Regions from separate parts of the Homo sapiens genome. Here region 2 is linked to region 1. Evidence: read pairs that join two places in POLR2A ChIA-PET (ENCODE). Cell type or tissue: A673. All regions are shown on one strand. Each heading gives the region's core, and the rest is flanking DNA. Links, peaks and the distances in the headings are about the cores only.

The links. ChIA-PET counts read pairs that join two places held together with the same protein. Peaks named below come from ENCODE experiments on the same cell type or tissue, not always from the same donor. Only the 100,000 strongest peaks of a DNase experiment are listed, where the experiment ranks them.
Region 2: POLR2A ChIA-PET joins it to region 1 with 17 read pairs; 2 of 35 experiments call an interaction of 5 or more read pairs at or near these places.

What each region holds. Positions count from the first base shown.
Region 1 is chr3:162,172,503-162,181,013 of GRCh38, reverse strand. It overlaps LOC107986048 (a long non-coding RNA gene), which reads left to right. Exons shown (of 3, transcript XR_001740570.2): 2 at 5,406-5,488. Among named protein-coding and RNA genes, the nearest start is that of OTOL1, 680 kb to the right of the region's middle. In A673, for the core only: no CTCF peak of the experiment used is centred there; no DNase peak of the experiment used is centred there.
Region 2 is chr3:161,986,749-161,996,567 of GRCh38, reverse strand. No RefSeq gene overlaps it. Among named protein-coding and RNA genes, the nearest start is that of OTOL1, 490 kb to the right of the region's middle. In A673, for the core only: no CTCF peak of the experiment used is centred there; a DNase peak (open chromatin) is centred at 4,257; H3K27ac peaks cover 1,411 bases.

The sequences.
Region 1 (8,511 bases), core at 3,512-8,511:
TGCTTTTCAAATTTAGGTCTCTAGTTCTCAATGTTCTGGTACGGTATACATCAAGATGCCTAAATGCTTACTTTAAAATAATTATAAATTTTAAATAACGTGAGTGAAAAATTTCTGTTAGCAGATATCAGTTATGACTCAAAAAAAAAGACAAAAAAAAGAAGAAAAAGGAACTATAGAATAACCTGTTAGCTCAAGGAGAGAATCTAAATCCTTTTACATGTGTTTGTGAGCTCTTTAAGACTTACATCCCAGGAGAGTAAAAAGCCTGATTACATAATAAGAAGTGGCCAGAAAGCTAGATAAAAATAAATAGCTATAACATAGGTTTATGTGACTTTGGCAATTTTTTAAAACAACAAAAAAAGAAGCCAAATCATTCGAAAATACATTCAAACTCAAAATAATGTGTGAGTTATCATGTGATATAGAGTATAAATATCACAGTTTTCTGTACTCATTCCATTTGATCTTTTCATCAAAAGAAATTAATAATTAACAATTATGTGCCTAAAAATCATAATTTAAGTCAAATAAGTTCATGCTTTATACTATTTTCTAAGAGTAAGGTATTCATCTATCACCAAATCTTTTCAGTTATTTTTCTTTATAAATTTATCAGCCAGAAAATACAATGTTGCATATACTAACCATTTTATTTGCATTTCATAAATGCAAACTATTCTTTTTATTCTTATGAGGTAATTATCTACATTGAATTCCAGTGGTTATAAAACAGCAAATATTAATTATGGATAGATTTGGCCATATGTGACATACTTTTATCCCTGCAAGTTTTTTTCTCATATAATGTTAACTGTAGTTTTTATTTTTCAGAAGGAAAGAAATAATGACCATAATATTAAAATTACCCACAATTATTTTATAATATTTTAGGAGCTTCATCTTTTCAATTTAAGCATAGTATTAACAGTATAAAGCCCTATTATTTTAAATCTATAAAAATGGACAAATAACAGTTTACATTTACCTAGTGGGAATAAAGTAATTTTAGTATTTATTTCATGTTTATATATATATATTTATTTTATACAAACATTTATATTATTTCAATATAAATGTATATAAGTACATTATATAAATATACAAATTATAATGATTGCATATAAACACTATACAAAACTGTAAAATTGGTAATATTAGTAGGAAAAATGTATTTGGACTGAGAAATATATGTTGATTATGATTTATCATCTGTCATATATTTCCACATATTCCGTTTACTTTATTGCATAACAGGAAGGTTATAAAACACATGCTGTTTAAATTTATTTGTGAAAATAAAAGATCCTGTAAAAAAAGTTAAAATTTGAATATAAGAAATAAAGGAACATTTAAATAATGTAGGGATATAATATACAATGTTAATATGATGTAACATGGAAAAAATGACAATTGCCTCAAGTTTATCTACAGATTCAATACATCTCAATCACAATTTCAGCTGGAATGTGTATTGCTCATTGAAAAATACAAGTAAAAAGACAAAAAATTTCAATAGAGAGCTAATCCAGCTTAAATAAAGGAGAATTACAGAGACAAATTCTTTATACCAGATAATTAGCCATAATGCCAAGTCCAAGTAATGGAGATAGTGTGGAATCGCCTCTTGAGGAAACAAATGGAATAAAACATAGAGTTCTGATATGTAGTTGACATATTTGAAATTATAGTAACAATGATAACAAAAAGCAATGGAAATCACAGATTGCTTGGTAGATTGATATTGGGAGAATTAGCATACTAAAGGCAATTATTCTTTAATATAAATACATACAAAAGTGGGCTTTACGTGCATTAAAATGTATAAAATTTTTCTAGAAATAAAAAATGGTAAAAGAACCAGATTTAGGAATAGGATAGATTTATTCAAAAAGGTCTCAAATGCACAAAATCTGGGAACATAAAAAGAAGGATTTGACTATAGCAAAATTAGAGCCTGTTCTATTCAATCACAAAGTGAAAAAAATAGATAAAATAAAAGAAAATATTTCCAAGTTATGAGATTAATTCTACAAAATAGATAGTTGGTATTAATATGTACCAAAAACTTCTCAAAATATGGAAGATAATTATAGAAAATTCAGTATAAGGATAAAAGAAGATGAACAGCAATTTCATGGAAGTATCAACATGAAAGTAAAGAAATGCTGAATCTCCCCATCATCATTAAATATTGTGTTGTTAAATGAGAAAATTAAACATCAAAAAAGTATTTTATTTCTATATAGTAGAAAAGTAATATTACCTAGTAGTGTTGGCAATAATATGGTTAGTCAAGAATTCCTGTGTAGTAATTGAGGGTGTACATTGATGCAGCTATTCTGCAAGACAATCTGGAACTGAGTATACGTGCATCCTAAGATTTGGAGGTATGTATTATGAGTATACAACCCCCCAAAATTCTCAGTAATACTGGGATGGAAACTGTGCTGCTAGAATTTACCTCAACAGGTGTAGATTTTTTGGCCAGTGATGCTTTACTGAGTTTCCTTCATGGCATTGACCCTTACTCAAGGCATGAAACATATTGCTTAATAGCATTGCTTTGTAACTGTGAGTCTGAGAAGATCTGGGGTAATCTGTAGCAGTTTGCCAGCATTATTATTGATAGTAGTGAGACTTAATGACTCGGATGTGGTCTCAGCAGTGAATGCTGCCCTGCCCCTCCCTCCACCCTACTTTCCCCCAGAGTTCTATGGTTGAAGCTGGTTAGATAGAGTTCCTATTCATGTTTATTGGTGAGAATATAATATCAAGGTTTATATTTTTGTTTGTTTTAAAGAAGAGTTTATGAATAATATTCCATGAGTTTGTATGACTTGCACACTATGTCTCTTGCCAAGAACTTTGTAGAATTTATACCACTGTCTTCTCCCATTGAATGTTGCTATAGAGATGTAACTTTCCTACATGTAATGTGAGTTTTGGCCCTGATGCCCCCATAGAATTTTTTTTTCAGTTTCAAGGAAGTATCCTTTCCAACAGAGTTCTTTAATATCCAGAAAGATAAATAAAATACCCAACAATGTTGAATGTGCCTGGTCAACTCCTTATAAGACTTATTATGAGGAACGTTGTCCTCTATAACCTTTAATACACATTCCAACCTTTTCTTCAGGAAACTTCAATTTTATTTACTTTGAATCTCCTTTTTCTTCCGTATCTATTACTCTTCCCCCATTTACTTTGCTTGATTTTCTCGTATCCATACTAAATGTCCCTGTTTTTAGCATTGTCCATTCTTTAGTCAGATTCTAAAGTGACATTATAACTCTTATATTTCCACGTATTCGGACATATTCCAGCTGGCATTTCATCTGTTTCCATGCCTTATCACCTCTTCCTTTATTCCACGTCACCAGGAATGATGTCTCCTTTAAGCTCCAGAAAACATAAGGGTCCATTTTGATTGGCTGGTGCCCATTCTGATTAGTCAGTGTTCCTGTAAAACTCCATTGTTAACCCTTGACCATCCTTCTCATCTGCATTGTTATAAAATTATTATCATGCATGCTTTTTATCTCTGTTTTAGTTGTCTTGTTCATTTTGTTTTTGACTCATCTTTACATATCTTTCCTTAAGTCCCCTGCTAATTTTGTGGTTGTTGCTCTTTTTCTCATTTTTTTTGTAATTAAAGTTTTATTGGAACACAGCATAATTAGTCCTTTAAAACTGTCTATGACTGCTTTATTTTTTAATTTAATTTCTGGTGTACATGTGCCAGATGTGGAGGTTTGTTACATAGGTAAATGTGTGCCATGGTGGTTTGGTGCACATATCAACCCACCACCTAGGTATTAAGCCCAGCATGCATTAGCTATTTATTTTTCCTGATGCTCTCCCTCCCCCAACCCCCAGCCCAGACAGACCCTAGTGTGTGTTGCTCCCCTCCCTGGATCCATGTGTTATCACTATTCGGCTCCCACTTATAAGTGAGAACATGCGGTGTTTGGTTTTCTCTCCCTGTGTTAGTTTGCTGAGGATAATGGTTTCCAGTTCCATCCACATCCCTGCAAAGGACATCATCTCATTCCTTCTTCATTTTTTAATGCAGTTTTTTTGTTCTTTTTAAGCCATTTTCTCAATGAAAGTATGGACAGAGGGTACAAGAGAGTGATTTGAGTCAGCAAGCCGCTCAGATTTCAGCCTCTTTCCTTTGAACACATGCTAACTCTCATTCAGTGTCATGTGTGGGTCACTGTATCAGGCCACTTGTAAGTTGACCTGGTGAGCAATGAGATCCTTTACATCAAAGTCCTATGTATCATAATCTAGTATTTACTCTCACTTAGATGACAAAAACTCAGTAGCATAGCTTTTACCTTGTCAAGTTGATAAGGAAGTGTGTTTCCTTCTTCTATCAATCCTTCCCTTCTTTCTGTGATAGGCAGTTGTTACCTGAGAAACTCAAACAATATATTTACTTACCACGGAAGATGGAAAGATAATTTCGATCTGTCCATATTGCTTATTATTTATCATATTATATTTAATTTTGTTTTTAATGCCAAGAAGCATTTTCTGTGTAGGAGGAGTAATGTTTCTGTTAGTGATATCTGTTTTTACTACCTGTTTAGCATGATTTTCCCTTCTCCTGAAGGTGTTATGAGTTGAATTGTGTCCACCAAAAAAATATGTTGAAGTCCTAAGCCATTGTACTTATGAAGGTGATCTTATTTGGAAATTGGGTCTTTGCAGGTGAATTCAAGTTAAGATGAGGTCATATTGAATTAGGATAGGCACAAATCCAATAGAAACGGTGCCCTTATAAGAAAAGGAGAAGAGACAGAATGAGACACACTGAAGGGACACCATGTGACAACAGAGACAGAAATTAGAGTGATGCATCTACAAAACAGGAATGCCAAGGACTGCCAGCAACACACGAAGCTAAGACAAAGGAAGGGAACAGATTCTTCCCTAGTGTCTTCAGCGACTTCTGGCCTCTAGAACTGTGAGGAAATAAATTACTGTTGTTTTAAGCCATCCTGTTTGCTGTTTATTGCAGCTCCTAGGAATCTAATTCAGAGGGCAACATGATACCTTTGTTTGGAGAACTACCAAGCTGCTATCACATACAGTCAATATTTATGATTTGACAAGGCTGTTTATACTTTGTTTGGCAGTACTTCAGAAATAGGAAATTATTTCATGCATTATTTTATAAATAATGATGTAAAAGGAATTTATATTGTTTATATTGTAAGTTGAAGATAGTATCCAGAATGTCATTTAAAATAAAATGTGTAGAGACACAAACTTGCATTTCATTCATTATTGATAGATCACTTTATATATTATGGCCATTTGTTTATGTAATATTTAAATGAAAATTGGGCTGAATATCCCTTTATCTTAGAGTATTTTTTTTTCTTAAACAGAGAATATGTTATTACAGAAATCCATTCCAACCAAGGGGAATTTGAAGGAAGGATACAGGAATTTCGCTTAGAATGCAAGAACAGTGAGTAAATCTCAACCTTGATAGAAAGATACCTGGGAGACAAACATCCACACCAGTAATCACATCATAAACTTTCTCTTGCTCTCCCTCTCTTTCTCCCTGGAGTTAAATGATCTGTCATTTCTTCTTTTCTCTATTTACCTTCTTTGTTTTTGCATATTAGCGTTCTCAGCTGATTCAGCAATTTGCACACTGTCCATCATGGCCACCCTAAATTGCCATCTCAGCTCCTGAGTCTATTTGACCTTACGGGCCTTGTGCGCAGAACTTAGAACTTAGTGTATGCCCTAAATAAAAGATCTTGGTAGAATAAAACTATATCTGGCTTAAGTTAAACACTGATCTCTAAATTTATAAACTATGAACTCAAAGGATTGAGTTTACATAGTTCATAGGGCTACAAACTCAAAAGTTATAGAAAAGGCAGGGTCTTTAAGTAAGGGATGTGAGAACAATGAAGAAATTTTCAGTATTTCTAACTCAAAATCTTAAAGCTCTATGAATTTCAAATTGTCATTGCTTTATTAAAAGCTATTAAGATAGACTTATTCTACTTTATTTTTAAAATTTATTTAATTTTAAATTGGATTAAAGTATTAATATCTAGAAAATGCTTTATAACCATTTGAAATGATAACTATGGATACAGTGAGATAAGTAAATGAGTTTTGAAATGGGAAAACCTGGAGATGAAGCACCCCTGCCACTACCTATTCACATCATCCTGGGTAAGTCATATAAACTCCCTTACTCTAACATTTTTTATCTGTGAAATGTGAGTAAAACTAATGTGAAGACAAAAAAATAATTGAAGGGATAGGGCCTCAAAAACTGGAAAGTGATGTAAAATAAATGCTGAAATTAATGCCATATTACCTTGTTGTAACCCCAATAACGGCTTACATAGAGCTCTGTAGTTGGTACATGGAAAGTGCATGGTTATCAAGTGTCCATTGACAAACATCCATTTGTATTAGAACTTTATTTTTTAATACTCTCATATACTGACCAGGCATGGTGGCTCTTGCCTGTAATCCCAGCACTTTGGAAGGCCAAGCCGGGCGGATCACAAGGTCAGGAGATCCAGACCATCCTGGCTAACACGGTGAAACCCTGTCTCTACTAAAAAAAATACAAAAAAATTAGCCGGGTATGGTGGTGGGCGCCTGTAGTCCCAGCTACTCGGGAGGCTGAGGCAGGAGAATGGCGTGAACCCGGGAGGTGGAGCTTGCAGTGAGTCAAGATCACGCCACTGCACTCCAGCCTGGGTGAAAGAGCAAGACCCTGCCTCAAAAAAAAAAAATACTCTCATATACTGAATTAGATATGTTTCTTTTACTTGCATGTATCAAAAAATAATTATTGCTTGAATAAACAAGAAATTTAATGGAAAGATACTAAATTAAATTACAGGATCCAAGTCCCAACCAACTATCATGAGGGGCAGAATCTAAGCTAGTGCTAGGGACCTTGGCAAGTTCAAATAATATCCACTAGACAATATAGGTGAAAAAGCCACAATCACATCTCTTCTCAGTGCCACTAAGTTGAAATAGATCCAAATTATGCAAAAGGAACTGGGAATTAACCCATCTTGGTTAATATAGGTAACTCTGAGTCTGTTATGGTTGCATAGCAAAAATATAGTTCTTGGGGCCCAACCTTGGTATTGGTAGGAGTCAAGCCTGGCATGGTGGCATGCCTATAGCTCTAGCTGCTCAGAAGGCTGAAAAAGAGGATTGTTTGACCGCAGGAGTTCAAGGCTGTAGTGCACTATATGGCTGTGAATAGTCACTGCACTCCAGCCTGGACAACATAGTGAGAACTCATCTACAAATAAATAAGTAAAACTGGAGTCAATGGAGTCAGTCCTCTCAAACTGTGCTGCTACTTTATCAAGCATGTTTATCTAATGTTCTATATTATTTGTTGTTAATTCACATTCACAGCATGTCAGACATCAGGAGTAGATTCTGTTTTTTTTTTTTTTAAAAGAGCACTTTCTTTGCTCATCTATAACAAGAAACTCCTCATCTATTCAAGTTTGGTTATAAGATTGCAATAATTTAGTCACATCTTCAGGTTCCACTTAAAATTCTAATTCTCTTGCTCTTTCTAACATATCTGCAGTGACTTATCCTATCTACTAAAGTCTTGAAACCCTCAAAATCACCTATGAGAGTTAGAATCAACTTCTTCCAAACTCTTGTTCAGGTTAATATTTCAACCTCCTCCCATGAGTCATAAATGTTCTTCATGGTATTTAAAATGGTGAATCCTTTCTAGAAGATTTTCATTGTACTTTGTCCAGATCCATCAAAGGAATCGCTATGTATGGCAGCTATAGCCTTGCAAAACTTTTTGTAATAATGAGACTTGAAAGTCTAAATTACTTCTTGATCCATGGGCTGCAGAATGAATATTGTATTAGCAGATATAAAAACAACATCAATCTCCTTGTACTTCTCCATGAGAGCGCTTGAGTGACCAGGTGCATTCTTAATATGCAGTAACATTTTGAAAAGAATATGTTTTTTGGAGCAGTAGGTCTCAACAGTGGGCTTAAAATATTAAATAAATCATGCTGTAAAGAGATGTGTTGTCATCCAGGCATTGCTGTTCCATTTATAGAGCACGTGTAGAGTATCATAATGCTTAAGGGTCTTAGTGTTTTGGAGATAGTAAATGAACATCAGCTTCATTTTAAAACCACCAGCTGCATTAGTCAGTAACAAAAGAGTCAGCCTGCCCTTTGAAGTTTTGAAGCTAGGCACTGATTTCTCCTCTCTAGCTATGAACATCCTAGATGGCATCTTCATCCAAAAGAAGGCTCTTTCTTCTACTGTGAAAATCTGTTGTTCAGTTCAGCTACTTTCATCAATTAACTTCTTATTCTGATCTTCTAGATAACTTGCTATAGCTTCTACATCAGCACTTGCTGCTTCACCTGGCACTTTTATGTTATGGAGATTGCTTCCTTCCTCAAACATCATGAACCAACCTCTGTTAGATTCAAACTTCTG
Region 2 (9,819 bases), core at 1,982-6,981, 180 kb after region 1:
TGTAGCAAATTCTAGGGATAACTTTCTTGTCTTTGTCTCCAGTGACAATTGTTATTTGTGCATACTTCTTCAGATAAGTCATTTTTAGCCTTCAGTTTCCAGCATGTTAGCATTCTACTGACCCTGCAAAGTAATTTACCAAGCCCACTTGTAAGTGCTAACAGAAGAGTGGCTGGAATGTACTTAAACCTAAGCAGCTCACTCACAGTCATCTCGGATGATATTTTCATCCTGAATATAAATCTGAGGAAATCCCACTCAGAGAAGTAATGGGCACTGATTTGCCCAAATTTATGACAAGCAAAGCAAAGTTACCAACGATAAGTTCTCATAATAGTTTTAGCTTTGAAAAACTTTCAGATCCTGCTAGGATATGCACAACACAATGTTATCTAAACAACCAAACACTACAGGTTTTAAGGCTTGACAAGGAGCTTGATAACTGCCCTAGCTGTGGCCACTTGCAAAGTGAGATTACTCAAAGGATAATGATCTGGAAATTTAAGATTTGTTTTTTTCAGAGTTGGGTTTTCGCTCTGTCACCTAGTCTGGAGTACAGTGGTACAATTATGGCTCACTGCAGCCTCAAACTCCTGGGCTCAAGTGATCCTCCCGCCTCAGCCTACCAAGTAGCTAGGATTACAGGCTGGCATTACCCTTCCTGGGGTGATTTAAACCAATTAAGATTTAAAACAAAACCTGTCCCCGAAATTGGCTATAAATAATCAGGAACACAAAGGCAATCATGGTGGGGGTACCTAGATGTAATAACAGGGAAGATGAAGATCACTCAACTTTCCCAGTATGCACAGCCTGAAAATAGCTTTGTTTGCATTGACACAGGGAATTAGGTAGAATTTTGTTGTTGGTAGGTTTCTGAACTTTCTGGAAGTGATACATAATATCTTAGGAAGAATTCTCAGTTCCTTAATAAGCAACCTAAACTTAGGGCACAAACTTAGAAAATTGCAGTTTTAAGGAATTTAACCATAATTTTGTAATCAAAGATCTAGATAGAAGGTATTTTAATTTCAACATATCTTTAGGTTTTGTGTCATTTTGAAAATAAAATTTTTCTGTTACATTTTGTGGAGTGACGCAAATAAGTATAACAACTGTGTTGAGAGCCTCTAAAGACCCCTATTGCAGCCCTGCCTAAGGTGCCATCACCTTTGCTTCAAACAGCTCTTATCTTACTTTTTCATCAAGAGAATAAGGAGGACATCGTTTCCTGCTTGCTTGGAGGCAACATAATGTAGGACAATGACTTTTTAACACTGCCCATACATCTGAGTTACCCAAAAAGCTTAAAAAAGTCGTGAGGACCAGGCCCACATACAGAGATCTGATTAAATTGTTCTAGGGTAGAAACTGGTCATTAATAATTACAAAATATTTTCTGAAGAGGCTCCAATACTCATGGAGGATGCAAACTACTGGTATGATGGTTCAGAAAGCCAACTCAGAAGTCAGATTGCTTTAGTTCAGATCAGGAATCAGCAAACTATGGCCCACATGCCAATTCTAGCCAGCTGTCCATTTTTATAAGTAAAGTTGTATTGAACACAGCCTTATACATTTGTTTCAGTGTTATCTATCTATGGCTGCTGTCTCCCTACAAATGCAGAGTAGAGTCACTGCAACAGAGACAGTATAATCCACAAAGTCAAATATATTTACTAACTAACTAGCCCTTTACAGTTTGCTGCCCTTTGGTTTAAATCCTGGATCCACTGCTTACATGTCTTGTGTTCCTAAATGAGCTAATATGTAGTTGTGTGCTAGTAAATGTTTAATAACCAGTTCCTAGAGAGTTAAGGAGGATGGAAGCCCTGATTTGCAGAGTTTGCCAATTTCTATGGTGTAAGTACTTACACTGTTGCCAATTTAAACCTACTGACAAGAATTAATAATACATTTATATTAGTAATAAAATAATATTTGTGAGATTTATTCAAGTTGTTACATATATAAATAGTGAATTATTTTTTATTGTTGAGTGATGTTCTATTTATGAATATACCACAATATATTCATTCTCCTAAATTTTTCCAGTGCTTTATTATTATGAATATAGAGGTTGGAAACATATCTGTGCAATATTTCTGGAGACATATATGTTAATTCATTTGGGTAAATACATAGGCATGGAATTGCTGGATCAGGGTATAGACATATGTTTAACAATATTAGAAAATAAGCTGTCACAATGCAAAGGAATTTATAGGCCAAATGCAAAAGCTCTGTCAAAATTGTCCTACCCTTTGAAAGCATATACTATTTTAAAATAAAAACTTTTAAAAATATATAAGTAAAATTCCATATAGAATTTTGTAGTGTATAATTTGAAATCATAGACAATAAAATTTTAAAACTTTGTAAAAATTTTAAAATTAAAGGATATTGAATAATATAATCAATGTATCCATTATCTAAATAAGATTAAAGGCAAAATAATTGAATGATCAAACAGCTAGTGAGAGATCTCTCTAGATGTTCTTTCCAGATTTTTAGATTTTAAATTTTAAAAAATTCACATATTCCAAAATATGTGTCACATCTATACTCATTACGATAATATTTTATTTATATGTTGTATATCTTATACTAGTGTTTGTAAGTCCTATTTTTAGCAAATTGTCAAAATAAGTATGCTTATATGAACATTTCTAAATGTACAATCCATTCACTATAGTAATTTTAAAAGGACTTAATTTTGAGAAATTAAACATTCTCATTAGTGTTGTTCACTCCACCACTGTGCTCAATCCAAAAACAGTTCAATAATTTTTCTCTGTCTTTCACATTATTTAGTTTCACAATAAATCTGGTGTAGTAAGTGTAATAAAGAGGTTTATTTAGTAAGCATGTTAGAGAAGTTGTTCTGGGTTTACATCCAGTTAAACTTATTCTATCAAAAAATCGTAAGAGGCTGGGCATGGTGTCTCACGCTTGTAATCCCAGAACTTTGGGAGGCTGAGACAGGCGGATTACTTGAGGCCAGGAATTCAAGACCAGCCTGGAATTCAAGACCATTGCAAAATCTAGTCTCTACCAAAAAAAATACCAGAATTAGCTGGCCATGGTGACACAGGCCTGTGATCCTGGCTACTCAGGATGCTGAGGTATGAAGGTATAAGAATCACTTGAACCCAGGAGGCAGAGGTTGCAGTGAGCCAAGATTGTGCCACTACACTCTAGCCTGGGTGACAGAGCAAGACTCTGTCCAAAAAAAAAAAAAAAAAAAAACGTAAGATTTCTCAGTCAGAAGACTAGATTTAGATTTTGAGATTGGAGGGAAAAAATGTGTTATTAAAAATTATATCCTAATAAAAATTTTAATTGCCTTTTGAGCCCATCATTAAGAAACTCATCTTCACATAACGGTGCTCTAGAATCTTTAAACTCTACACAAAACTGTTGCACTTTCAAAGTTTACCTTTTATTAAGTCAAAGAAAGAAAGGAAAAAATAAAAAGATGCAATTTTTTGGAAAGAGATTGACTACTATAATATTTTAAAATATTTACTGGGGAAATACTCATGAGAAATTGCTCTACTGGAATTTATTTTTCTCCTCAAGAATGCAGGAGTTCAGAAGAGGAAAAACTATTTACAAAGCTAAGAAATACAGAAAAAGGACAAGAATGTTGAAAAGGCAGACTCAAATGGAAATAAAGCTAAAACAAGTTCATATGTGCCAATACTGAGAAGAGATAATCCTGACTTTTAGGCCATATATCTAAAGACTTGTGATATGTCTTTTAGATAACAAATCTATAAAACTACCCTAAACAAATATTTTAAAATGGAACCTGAAATAGTCTATGTTCAAGGGAACATAATTTTTTATATGATGTTTACTCTATTTTGTTCTTTGAATAATGCATTTAGAAGTGAGACTGAATATAAAACATAGAGAACAACAAAGGTAAAAGTTCTAAGAACGAGGTCTATGAAAATTCGCAAATTGTTCAGCAAAGTGAGGAAAGCTGTCATATAATTACACAGCAAGAGACAAAACAGAGAACAGTAAAAATGCAAAAATAAACTCATGGGCGAAAACTCATGAAATTTCATTTGTAAGAACAAATACTAGCTGGAGTAAAATACATCTGGATATTTTGGTGGCTTAATTAAGTCACTGAGTTAATTTCTGACTCATATCACATTCCAGTGCAATTTTGGGGGATATTGCACTATGCAGTGTTTCAGTAACCCAGGAGGTTTTCTTCCTGTTCTGTCACCATTCTGAAGATCTACATACTTCCTTAATGGCTAGCAGGAAACAAAAAAAAAAAAAAAAAAAGAGAGAGTAGATGGAGGGAGGAGGCGCAAAGAATGAAGGGACAGTCTGGAAGGAACATACATGAATTCCATCCACGTACCATTGGCCAGAATTCAGTCAGGTGGCTCCATTTCAATACAAGGTTTCAGAGAAATACAGTTTAGCTAGTTGCCCGGAGGAAAGAGAAATGAAGTTTGGTGAAAACCTAGAGTTATCTCTGACTCAGACCATTGTTATTGTCATTGAATATGCTTGTTATTCCTCCCCTTGAAGAAATTGCAAAGTTTCATCTGTGATTCCTCATGATTCAGTGACTTGTCAATTAAAAAAAAATAAGTATCTGCCCTCCAACTCTTCCTCCTGCCCCTGTCATCAACCCAATATATAGCAGTGGAACAAATGTAGAATAACCTCAATGAACGGAAAAAAAATGCATCAGTCAGTAGTCTGCAGTGATACTGACTGACATAGACTGATAGTGATACCGGCTAACATTGAGGAGGCCCTCCAACATGGAGATGTAGGAAGATCCCTGATGATTCTGCATGCTGAGAGAAATGCCTTCGTCACTGCTCTCTATGGTCCATAACTCTGACCCAAGGTGGATCCTTCTTACCTGAAATCTTCATGGTCACACCTGAAAGGCTTTAGGAAATTACACCCATCCTTAAGGACTATAGGGCTCCTCCTGCCTTCTTCCCACAGGGAATGGTTTTAAAGCTTGCAATGCATTTTTTGTTTTTTGTTTGTTTGCTAGTCAATGTTTACACATTTCCTGGGAAACACAGTTATCTCAAAAACTTAGTAGGCCCCTGATGTAATTGCTTCCAATCGGCTCTATAACCTGGTAACCACATTCAAGTTTCTTTCATTAAGTATAATTCTCAAATATTCTTTATTCCTTTGCTTCATTACTCCATTCAGATGCCCATCTCTTTCAATTTAATGGTGACTACCTTGAGACTATCTGAAACAATAATCTTCAGTTAGAATGTAACACTATTGATCTAATTTGCTGCAGAGCTGAGTCACAGTTCAACTGAGTAATCTCCTTGGGCCTTCATAGCTCAGAGCTTTTTGAAAATCACAACCCTGACTATCTGTGATCTGGAAACTTTTATGGCACTGAAAACCCTTGAATTTCTGGACACTATTTCCTTTCACCTCTGCTTGCAAATTGGCATAATCCTTCCTGAGCTCACTTGGATTTTGTAATATCTTGCCAATGACAGGCAATAGTAGCCAACACACATTTATGTTCTGATTATTATTATCCATTTCTCATAGATCTACTAGCATAAGAAGGCATAAAGTCTGATTTCCAAGTTATTGTAGAAAATGCTTTCACCAAATATAATGCAGATAAACATACTGCCTGCCTCTGGTATTGGTTTTGGTGCAACTTATCACACCACAGCTAAACATGCCATATATTTTAGGTTTTATTATAACATCATCCCACTGCCAGTACTAATTTCTGCATTGAAGTAAATGCTAGCTGCAGAAATTTAAAAAAACCATAAACTTAATCTTAAATTAAGTTTCTCACTCATATTGCAATCCAACATGAATAAGCACAGGGCTGTGGGAAGGGACAGATAAAGGACATTCTGCTCTCTTCAATTATTAAGAGATGTAGGCTCCCTTTATCTTGCATGTCCATTATGCTCTTGGGAAAGGATCAGCAAATTTTCCTTAAAGCACCAGATAGTAAATATGTTAGTCTTTGTGGACATACAGTTTCAGCCTTACTATACAACTCAGCCATTGTAGCAAGAAACCAGCATTAATGAATGAACATGCATCTGTTTTAATGAAACATTACAAAAATACACTTATAATACAGTCTCAAATTTAAATCCAATAAAACATTTAGGCTAGCTAGATTTAGCCCATGGACAGTTCTACTCCAGGGCCTCAGAGACTTCTATTAAATTTTCTGCATCTGTCTAGCAGGCAAAGAAACAAGTATTGCATGGAATATTTCATGAGAGATTTCTCGGGGCCAGGTCTAGAAGTGGCGTATATCTTTTAGATCCATATTCGATTAGCCTTAATTCAGTATAATTGTTACCTAACTACATGCAAGATAGGGCAATGTCATATGCCATGTATTCAAAAGAAAAAGGAAATAGTGCAGAATGAGCATAATTCTGCTATGTAAGTATAAAAAGAAAATATTAACATCCACTAATATACCTTGGAATAATTGTAATTTTTAACATTTGAATAAATGACCAAAGAAAGCAACATTAGATTGTTACTTGTGCAATTCCTGCCTCACAGCTCATTCTGGGTATGTTTCTGCTTTTTGTTACATGTCATCTCTCCCTCAAAAATAAAAAAGAATACGATGTAAATTTATGTTTCTAGATACCATGTTTAGTGTTTTTTTATATGGTCCTATGTCACTAGCAGCATTCCTGTGATGTAGATATGACTGTTACTATTATGTAGAGGAAACTTTAGCTCAAAGAAGTTTAATGACTTGCACAAAATCAAAGCTAGTGATACAGCCAGTTAAGTTGCCTTTCCATAATTTTAAATCTAGTCCTCTTTACATTAACCCATGAAGAACTTCTGTGAAAGTAAAAAGCATGTTTCTGCTGTTCCCCATGGTTTTACACAGCTAGGGCTTCTATTTTAATAGAGGAGATAATGAACTGTTGCAGATACTTACCATCAAGTGTTTTCATTCAAATATATTTCTTCAAAAATAAATGAGAGAAGTCTGTTCATTTGGGAAATAAAAAAATGAATACTTCAAAAGAAGTATTTTAGTTTGGTTTGTATAAAAAACCAAAGAAATTTCTCTGTTATTCCAAGACTTTTTCCTTCTGAATTACTGTTCATTTGAATCCACTGTTCCTTCATAGTCAAATGACATCTTTGGGATTGCCTCCTAGGTAAAACCTTGCCTTATGAAAATCTGGTATTTCTATCAACTTTTCAAATATTTTTCCAAAAGTACTGAGTTCTAACAATGTCCATGGTGCAAGTTATAAAAGGGTGCATTGACCTCTGGATGGCACAGCTTGTTAGACAGAAAAATGACTGGGTTCTTAGTCACCAGCTGCCACTTTGGCCAGTCACTGTTAGGCAGTGATGTGGGCTCAATGGTGGCCTTTTAAAGTAGCAGGTTGTAGTCCCTGGATTTCCTGAATGTTATCTTACGTGGAAAGTTTTGCAGATGTAGTAAAACCAGGTTTCTAGATGAGGAGACTGCCCTGAATTACCTGGGTGGGCCCTAAATGCCATTGCAGGTATCATTATAAGTGGAAGGCAGAAGGAATTAGGCAAACACAGACAGAGGAAAAAACAACGTAAATACAGAGGTAAAGATTGGAGTGATGTGGCCACAAGTCATGGAATACTAGTGGCCACCAATATCTAGAAGATGCAAGGAATGGACTCTATCCCAGAACCTTCCAAGGGAATGTAGCCTTGCTGATTTAATTTCTGATGTTTTAAGCCACCAGGTTTGTGGCAACTTGTTACAGCAGTCACAGGAAACTCATACAGGTAATATCCTAATTCTGGAACAATTTCCACTCCGCAAAAGCAGTGTAAGAGACAGAAACATCTTCTCTCTTGAGAAAGTATCAGTTTGCCCTCAAAAAGCATTCCACTTCCTTAATCTGTGTGTTAACCAATCATAATTTTTAATGTTTTTCTTGGTTACTCTTTAATGTTATGAATAAATTTCTCCTCCCAATTTCTCTTTAATATTATGAACAAAACAATATTCTGTCATGTCACCACCTATTGTTTATACATTTTATCAAAATCAATCCAATCATCAAACTAGAATTTTCCAATTATTAAATTTCTTCATTCCATCTATGTCCCCAATTTTTAATTTCTGCCTTTGTCTTATCATCTACTTTCCTCCCTAGTCAGTTGATCAAGTTCTTTCTTACTGATTTCTAAGCTTTATTTCCCATATTCCCTAGTTTTAGAAAAGGTTTTTCATCACTTTTGTACAACAAAACACTCCAAATGTAGATCCCAGCTTATATTCCCAAAATGCTTCTCTTAAGCTAGAAAAAAAACCTTTCAGATCTAGGCAAACTGAAATTCCCATGTGAAGCCAGAAATAATCTGTGTATGTACGTAAAACAATAAGCATTATCAAATGTAGAAAGTTGCTGAGTCAGAAGGGATCCACTTAAAATTGCCCTCTAAATGTCAACTTGGTAAAAAGTTAACATGTAAATTGTACTTCATTATCAGAGTACAGAAAGCAGAATAAAGAATCATCAGAAGACAGAAGGGAGATAATCCAATTTTTAATTTATCTCTGGATTTTTCCTTTCTGTCTCTCTGCCACTCTTCTTCTACTCTGTTTTCTCTTATGTCTCCACAGCTCTTATTACAGCTCTTATTTCCTCACAATTAACAAGGAATAAAACTAGGTCACTTAAAAATACAAAGATATCAGAGGTATAGAGAGAATAGGGAAGAAATAAGGAAACTAGTAGCCAGTATTTATTTTTTATTGCTTCTCCTTTTTTCTTAGTATCAGATCTGTACTTCTTCGATAAAAATAAATGCATTCCAAAGAATCGATGTTTATATCTTAACTCTTAATCTCAATATTTATGTACCCACCTATACATACATTATACATGCATGTTTTGCATCACTAAGTAATACGTATTATAAACAGTCCTCAGGTAGTCTGAAGAAACAGAAAATGAGATCAAAATATTCATGCAAGAATTGACATAGAGATATGCAACAATAGGTGCTGTGCTGTTGCTAAAGATAGTGAGAAATTTAGTTCTCAGTTTCTACCAGGGAATGTGAAGGGTCAGAGATTTTACCCTGCTTGCAGTCTCATAAATTGGTCTGCAACAATTTTATGGACATTGGCAGAAAACAACACAACAAGCAGCATGAGCTTCATTTTAGTATCTATCCACTTTGTCCTCCCAATCTCATCGGGTCAACACAGACTAAGCCAGATGAATGTTTCAGGTGGGTTGCATACACTAGTTTTGCTCATTCCTAAGAAAACTATCAAGCTCGGAAAATCCCAAGGTGTCATAATAGAAAGCAAGCAAATCTGCTTTACATTTACCCTAGAGAGACACATTATCTCCATTATTTTGGACAGAAAAGAGATCTGCCCTTTGCTTCAAATGTTGCATTATTTTTATTGTTGTATTGTTATTTTCTATTGTTTTCATTTTTGAATATTTTCTATCCACAGTTCAATCCCTGGATGCAGAAACCATGGATATGGTGGGTCCAGTGTATTTTGACGTATATACCATCATCCCTTGGTATTTGTGGAAGATTGAGTTCAGGACTCCCATGTAAAACAAATCCATGCCTATTCAAGTCCTGCAGTCGGCCCTGCAGAACACCCGAATATGAAAAGCCAGCCCTCCATATATTTCAGTTTTGCATTCCATGAATACTGTATTTTCCATCTGCATTTGGTGAAAAAAAAAACCCACTTATAAGTAGATCACAGTTCAAATCTGTGCTGTCCAAGGGACAATTGTATTATCAAGATAAAGGAAT